Regions from separate parts of the Homo sapiens genome. Here region 2 is linked to region 1. A link is an interaction called in ENCODE POLR2A ChIA-PET data of the cell type or tissue named here. Cell type or tissue: HCT116. All regions are shown on one strand.

What was found. ChIA-PET counts read pairs that join two places held together with the same protein. Peaks named below come from ENCODE experiments on the same cell type or tissue, not always from the same donor. Only the 100,000 strongest peaks of a DNase experiment are listed, where the experiment ranks them.
Region 2: POLR2A ChIA-PET joins it to region 1 with 6 read pairs; 1 of 35 experiments calls an interaction of 5 or more read pairs at or near these places.

The regions. Positions count from the first base shown.
Region 1 is chr12:52,049,658-52,053,657 of GRCh38, reverse strand. It overlaps NR4A1 (nuclear receptor subfamily 4 group A member 1), which reads right to left and starts at 2,216. Exons shown (of 7, transcript NM_173157.3): 1 at 2,090-2,216. LOC107984510 (a long non-coding RNA gene) reads left to right here and starts at 2,504. Exons shown (of 2, transcript XR_001749148.3): 1 at 2,504-3,624. RefSeq lists enhancers at 552-671, 1,523-2,080 and a silencer at 2,172-2,581. In HCT116, no CTCF peak of the experiment used is centred here; DNase peaks (open chromatin) are centred at 2,417 and 2,728; H3K4me3 peaks cover 2,920 bases; H3K27ac peaks cover 2,641 bases.
Region 2 is chr12:50,253,117-50,257,116 of GRCh38, reverse strand. The region is part of intron 1 of LIMA1 (LIM domain and actin binding 1); the gene reads left to right. It also overlaps the pseudogene RNU6-1093P. Among named protein-coding and RNA genes, the nearest start is that of MIR1293, 21 kb to the right of the region's middle. In HCT116, no CTCF peak of the experiment used is centred here; a DNase peak (open chromatin) is centred at 2,476; H3K4me3 peaks cover 1,908 bases; H3K27ac peaks cover 2,349 bases.

The sequences.
Region 1 (4,000 bases):
ATCCTGCCATCTGGGGCTGGGAAGCCACTCTGCACTGCTCGAGATGCTCCCAGAAGCAAAGAGGAAGGGAACCTAGGCCTCCTCATCGGTAACCTGGCTCCAGACCTTTAAAGGCCATTTGCTGGGGACAGGGCAAGGGGGGAGGAAGGAGACCACAGCCCCCTGGACTCTCAGGAGAATGGACAACAGTACCTAAAAAGAATGTTCTGCTGCCCCCAGTTATCTTAATAAGAGAACTCTGAGAGTCCAGCAGAAGACTTAAGGAGAAGCCTGCTGGTGGGTGGGTGGAAGACATTCTGCCCCTGCCTGGGTCCCTCCACTAAAGCAGGGTCTGTGCCCTGAAGAATCCAGAGGCTCAGGCAAAGGGGGTTACACAGCCCCAGTCCCGAGGAGCCTGAAGAGAGCCTGAACAGAGATAGCATCATTCAGGCAGATCCTTACATTCACAGAATGGTCAAAAAATAATGCAGAGGAGGCTCCAGGACAGTCTCCCTCCCAACCTACACACCTGGGGTCTGCGTAACTCTGGCCTCACCAGTCAATGAGGGAAGCTGGAGAAGAAATCAAGCAGGAACAGAGTACCATAATCAAGGGGTGCAGTGATGGGGGCAAAGGCTGTCACCACCTCCTGGCCAAGAGCCCAGGAAGTCCTCTCTGGTCCTAGCCTTCCTTCTAACTCCACAGGCCCTGAACAGGGCACCTCCACCCCTAGCCTGACAACCAAGACAACAGAGACCCTTGTAGCTCAGGCCCCACACACCCAGTGGCACCAGTCCACAGGCATGCAGCACCCTGCGAGAGGTGAGGGTGGCCACATCTGCCTGCACTAGGACAGCCTGGCCAGGGATGGGCTGGGGGTGAAGGAGGAAAGACAGCAGTTGGGCAGAACTGGGCGCTTGTTCCTGCCTTATTCAAATCCTGTTTCTCCACCTGGACGTCCCACATCCGGATCAACCCCCATCAGTCCCTCCCCCTTCATGCAGGTTCTTAACAACACAAGATATGGACCTACATCTAGCCTCACAGGAGGGGGGAGCAGTCCCACAGGAGGAGGAAGAGGCGGGGTTGAAGGAGGCAGTGGGGAGAATCCGGCTTCAGGCAGGTCTTGGCAACAATGTGGCTTGCACCTGTTCTGCTGAACAAGCCTCAGGCTGCACCCTACCTGTAAGATCCAACAGAGACTACTGGGGGAGGGGGCATAGGGATGATCAGCATCTGGAGCTGGAATGGTTGGGAGGTATCCTCTAGGCAGCACCGCCCCAAGACTCCAACACTGGCAACTTCTATCCAGGATCCCCAAGGACAAGGGTTTCCACCTCTGTCTCTCTTTCTCTCTCTCTCTCTCTCTCTCTCACACACACACACACACACACACACACACACACACACGTGATCCAAGCCCCAGCGAAATCAATTCTCCCTGTGCTTACAGAGACCCTGCCCCGACCCCAAGAAGCCTCCTTTATTCAATACACAGCAAGCAGCCCTCCACAGGTCAGCCACCAAGCCAGTCACTTCCTTCAATGATCCGGAGGCTTCCTAACGCACCTCAGACAGAAAGTTCAGGGTGGGGAACCCCTGCCAACTCAGCCACAGCCTCTAAAGTGTTAAGAAAACAACCGGGACACTGGGAGGGAGCTGACAGGCTGGGAGGAAGGAGGGCCTTTTGGAAATCCAATCCCAGTTAGAATCGTACGGATCCCAGCAGCGCCAAAGCTCTGTGTACCTGTTCCCCCACGGTGCTGTGACCCCCATCCACACCCACCCAAGTTCAGAGCACCGTGCGCCCAGTTGGGCACCCTAGGAGACTGAACTAAGGCCAGCCGCCTGCTGGACAAGTCCCTACTCCCGGCGCCAACCCCAACCCCCTACAGCTTCCACTTTGCAGGTAGTCAACCTCCCCTACCTCCTACCCCGCACCCAGTAGTTTCCAGTCTGACCTGGGTTCTCATCCCGTTGTGCTACAGCTGCACACTACACCTACCCTCTTGCATGCCGGCCCTACAACATCCTCTCTGCCCGCGCGTACACCCATCTCCTTCATGCACCGCTCCTAAAAACAGATGCACGTTCCCCGAAGGGAACCTACCCGGCCGGCTCCCGCTGCCCCTGCCCGGACTGGCGCCCCGAGTCTCAGCCTGGTCCCTGGTCCCGCGTGCGCTCCCGAAGTTCTTCTGTGCACTCCCCCAAGTTTCGTAGCCTCCGCCACTGGGACTCCCCGGCCGAGCCCGACCCTCCTCTTAAGCGCTCCGTGACGCACGGGGAGGGGCGGGGGCGCCACTGACGCAGGCCGCCCGTCGAGCTTTGGCCATACAAGGGCGCGGGGGGCGGTGCGGTTCCGGCGGGAGGCGGCCAGGGGGAGGTGCGGCCCGGGGAGCCCGAGGGGGCGGGGCGAGGAGGGGGGGCCTGGAATGTCTGCGCGCGTGACGCACGCGGGGTTCCATTGACGCAGGGAGCGCGGATTGTTTGATCTATAAATAGGCTCCTCGCGCCCGCCGCGCCCGCTAAAAATAGCAGCTCCCAGGCCCACTAGGCTCCCCGCACCGGACTCGGGTCCCAGCTGGGGGCCCCCAGGTCCAGAATAACCAGCGGGAGGGCCAGAGCCCGAGAAGGGGCGCTGTAGAGACGCGGCCGCGGGGCTTCCCCGGATGAGGATCTCCTCACTCTCCAGTTGCTCCCGGGAGCCAACCGCGCCCGGTCCCTCCGGCTCCCTCCGAGCCTAGCCCCGCCTTTACACCTTCCCAAGCCCTTCCTGGAGCCCTAGGGTGTCGCTGCTGCCGCTGCTGGGCGGTCAGGACAGGCCGCGGGCTGAGGCGGGCAATTCGGACACACCCTGGGGAGCCTGCGCCCTCACCTCAGCCCTAGGCGCAGCTAGTGCACAGGACGCGGCTTCCCCAGCAGGGTCTCAGGCTGAGAGGCTGCCCCTGAGACGTCAGTTAGAGCCCTCGCTTAGTCCCTCCAGGCAGTCTCCCTACACAGGACCTTCCCGAGGGCAGGCGTTGGCCAGGCCCAAGCTCGGCCAACAGCTCTGGCTCCGCTCCACAAGCTGAACTTGGTTTCGCACCGTCCCCTCCCCAGCCCCTTACAGGGGGAGTGCACCCTAGTTGGGAAATTACCGAATTTCAGAACCGGGTGGAGCCTGAGAAATCTTTTCAAACTTGTGCCAACTCTTCCTCATTTTATAAACAAACAGGCTCAGAGAAATAATGGCACTTGCTGAAGGTCACACAGCCAGGTGGTGGCACACTGGGTTGGAACCCAGGGCCACAGACTGCATCTCTAGGGATCTCTCCACGCCTCTTATCAATACCCCTCCCCCTGTCCACATCAGGGAGCACCGGCCCTCCCAGCCTACCTCCAGCACCTGTGGGGAGGCAGCTCTGACCAGTTATCACCTGCCCGGTGGAGTGAGGAACAGCCCGCCAGGGCCCTGCTGGGCACAGACCAGGCTTCAGCCACCTGGAGCCTTCCCTGGTTTGGCCGTCACCCTTCCACCCTGATCTCTCCTGAGCCTGGGGAGCCCTCACGGAAAAGTAAGAGAAGAGGGAAGGGCAAAAAAACAAAAACAAGGAAAAGAGAGCCCTGCCACCCCACTGCGACCCCCATCCATTCCCCTTCTCCCATGTAAGTCAATATCCATGAGTTTCTGCTTCCATTGAGCCTGCACCCACCCACCCAGTTCTCAACTCATCTGGTCACCCCATAGGACTTTCTCTGCCCCGGAGGCTCTGCCGGCCCGATTTCCACCCTCAACCCCCATCACAGTTTTCCCACACCCTTGTCTCCAGCCCCCGCTTCTGCCCACTCAAAGGTCCCACAAGCACCTCAAATTTCATCTGTTCCAGACAGAACTTGTCATTTCTGCACCCCCTGCCTGCCACCTAATCTCTGCTCCTGGCTCCTGATGCCCCATTTGCAACTTTTCACTGTTTCCTGAAATTCTTTTTTGGAACATCTCTTGGGTCCTTTCCTCTCCCCGTTTTTGTTTTGTTTTGTTGTC
Region 2 (4,000 bases), 1.8 Mb after region 1:
CACCCATGAATGCTAAAATTAATGGGAAAAAGTTTAAGGAGAAACAGAGTCAAAGTTCTCCCTCATAATATTTATGAATTACAAAGGGAAAACAAATAATAACTTTACAGAGGAGAAACCTGATATACCACATTAACCATGTGATCAAGGCTAATGTCGTGAGTAATAAGACATCACATCAACATCACGTACCCTCTGATATGATGCACTGTGAAGGGAACATCAACTCTGGATTATTCCTTTCAAACATTTATAATCTCAATCTAATCTGAGAAAATATCATGTTTTTTAAAAAAACTTTTTTTTGTTTTGTCTTTTGAGTATTGCAAGATGTTCCAGGCTGATCTTGTATTTGCCCTTCCCCAGCTCTGGAATCAACCGCTTCTCCAAGGAGTCTTGATTCTATTTTATTGGAGAAACCAAGAAACCCAAATTGAGGAACATTCTACATAATATCTGACCAATACTTTCAACAATATCGAGGTCATGAAAGACAAGGAAAAGCAGAGTAACTGTCATAGATTGGGGTAGACTTAGGAAGACACGACAACTAAATGCAGTGTATGATCCTGAAACAGAAATAAGACGTTAATTAAAAAACTGGTGGAATTTCAATAAAGTCTATAGTTAATAGTATTGTACCAGTGCTCATTTCTTAGTTTTGCTAATTGTACTATGGTAATATAAGATAAAGCTAGGTGAAATGTATATGGGAACTCTTGTACTGTTTTTGCAACTCTTATGTATGAAATTGTTTCAGAATAAAAGGTGAGTGCTCACTTCAGTCATACATATACTAAAGTTGAAATGATACAGAGAAGATTAGCATGGTCCCTGTGTGAAGTTAACACACAAATTTGTGAAGCAGTCCATGTTTAAAAAAAAAAGTTTAAAAAAAAAAGGTTAAAGAACTATTAACTTCCAGCCAGGCACGGTGGCTCACGCCTGTAATCCCAGCACTTTGGAAGGCCGAGGCGGGCGGATCATGAGGTCAGGAGTTCAAGACCAGCCTGACCAACATGGTGAAACCCCATCTCTACTAAAAATACAAAAAAAAAAATTAGCCGAGTGTGGTGGCACATGCCTGTAATCACAGCTACCCAGGAGGCTGAGGCAGGACAATTGCTTGAACCTGGGAGGCGGAGGTTGCAGTGAGCCGAGATTGCGCCACTGCACTCTAGCCTGGGCGACAGAGTGAGACTCCATCTCAAAAAAAAAATAAATAACTATTAACTTCCAAAAAATGTTCAAGAATGTGAATTTAGTCACTATTTTTGTACAGAAATATAAATTTAGAAATGTAATTTTCTGAAAAAACATTATGTAGCAATGTATTTCATGTTGCTTTTATTTAAAATTCCCTTTGCAACTTGAAGTTTTTTAGTTTTTTTTTTTCTTTTAATTGCTCCCTTTTACCTGATGACATTCAAATTGGGAAGAGAGGTTGGTAGAAAAACTAAAACTCTACAATCTATTTCTTAAAAATAATGTTTTTCTTTTCTTTCTTTCCTTTCTTTTCTTTCTTTTCTTTACTTTTTTTTTTCTTTTCTTTTCTTTTTTTTTTTTTGACAGGGTCTGGCTCTATAGTCCAGGTTGAGTACAGTGGTGTGATCACGGCTCACTGCAACCTTAACCTCTAGGCTCAAGTGACCCACCTCAGCCTCTTGAGTAGCTGGGACCACAGACACACCACCATGGCCAGATAGTTTTCTGTATTTTTTCTTTGTAGAGACAGGGTTTCACCATGTTGCCCAGGCTGGTCTCAAACTCCTGAGCTCATGTGATCTGCCTGCCTCGGCCTCCCAAAGTGCTGGGATTACAGGCATGAGCCACCACATGTGGCCCATTTTTTCTTCATAAGTGAGTTTGTAGTTTTTACTTTGTTCTAATTTTTTGAGGCTATGTTCAGGAAGCCATACAGCTTGAATAAGTAACCATCTCAGGAGAAAAAAAAGAGAGGAGGCCACTGAGATCGGATATATAAGAACAGGATTTTATTAGTGGCTTGGGGAGGGCTGGTTGCAGGGCCAGCTCATTTATTTTTTGGTTTGGTTTGGTGGTTTTTTTTTGTTTTGTTTTTTTTGGTTTTGTTTTGAGACAGAGTCTTGTGCTGTTGCCCAGGCTGGAGTGCAGTGACACAATTTTTCTTCTGCCTCACCCTCCCGAGTAGCTGGAATTACAGGCATGCACCACCACGCCTGGCTAATTTTTGTATTTTTAGTAGAGACAGGGTTTTACCATGTTGGCCAGGCTGGCCTCGAACTCCTGAACTTAAGTGATCCACTCACCTAAGCCTCCCAGAGTGCTGGGATTACAGGCATAAGCCACCGCGCCCGGCTGTTTTTGTCCAAGCCTGGTTTCTGAGAGACAGTTTCCTTGGTCAGGAGAGTCTGTAAATGAATTTATTAGAATAGGTTTCTTGGAGCAGTTACCGGCCTCACCGTAAGCAACAGCTTGAGGAAGCAGATACCTGGGGCAGATTTCCCAGTGAGTCACTCTTCAACTTTTCAAGGACCTTTGTTCGAGAGATCTTTATCTCCAAGCTACAGCTTACCCTACCCTAGGACAATTTAGTGGCCCATCTCAAGCTACCTGGTTTGATAAAAGAACATTGATCCTGGGAGTTAGAACTCTAGCTCTAATACTAACCAGCTGGTGACTTTGGAAAATGATTGGAGCTTTATGCATCTCAGTTTCCTCACTGTAAAAAAGGGGATTTGGTTACTTGATTTCCAAGCTACTTTCTTAATGAAAAAAATCTGCCATTTGTATCTGAAACTGAAGGCATCTTCCTTCTCAGCAAACTGTTCCCCTTTCTATGTATACCATTTATTTGTCATGCAACGATCCTTCTAGTCTCTGAAGCTAAAAATCTGTGTTTATTTTTGTTATATGTTTCCTTTAACTCTTGCAGCCAACTGTCTTCCAATCCAGCAGTTCTTCCTTCACAGTTCATGTGGTAGTAGAATGCATATGACTGAAGAGAATGGGTTTTGGAGTCTGAAAGTCTGAAAATGGAACTCATATCTGAGAGAGACTGTGTGGGTGGGGAGAGATAATATACCTTTCTTTTTTTTTTTTTTTTTTTTGAGACAGAGTCTCGCTCTGTCGCCCAGGCTGGAGTGCAATGGCATGATCTCGACTCACTGCAACCTCTGCTTCCCGGGTTCAAGCAGTTGTCCTGCCTCAGCCTCCCAAGTAGCTGGGATTACAGGCGCCTGCCACCATGCCTGGCTAATTTTTTGTATGTTTAGTAAAGACAGGATTTTGCTACATTGGCCAGACTGGGTCCGGAACTCCTGACCTCAGGTGATCCGCCTGCCTCAGCCTCCCAAAGTGCTGGGATTACAGGCGTGAGCCACCATGCTGGCCCCAATACCACACCTTTAATGCAGGCCAATGAAAGCCAGTTACTACAATGGAGGGTATTCCAAGTGAGCCCAGGATAACTTTTAAGTTTCCCTGAAAGCAGGAATGATTATCTCTGATATTCACCACTCTGGGAAGATACTCACCACTATTCTCTTACTGAAAAATAATTTGTATGGGTTTTCAGCTAGGTGGTTCAGGGATTTTTCTAGCTGGTTTTCTACATTGGCTAAAAGTGGCGGTTTTAATCATTCTTCATTAATTGTAGTTGAAAGAAAATGGACTTTGGAATCAAACAGAATATGCGTTTGAATCCCAGCTCTGCTACTTTATAGCTAAGTGATCTTTGTAAAGTTAATATGTCTGAATCTCAATTTCGTTACCATAAATATAAGACAATAAAACCAATCCTGTAGAATGATTGTGAGGATTGAGATATATGCAAAGCATAAAGTTAGTGTCTTAAAATCTTCCAAGAGTCGGATTTCTAACTTTAGCTTTGAATTTGTAGTTTCCTATTGTATATCATTTGGATTTCTCTTGCTGACATGTATGTCTCAACATGTGTAAATCAACACTCATCATTTTCCCTCTTCTTTCTATATTTACTGTCTCTGTTAATGGAATCAAC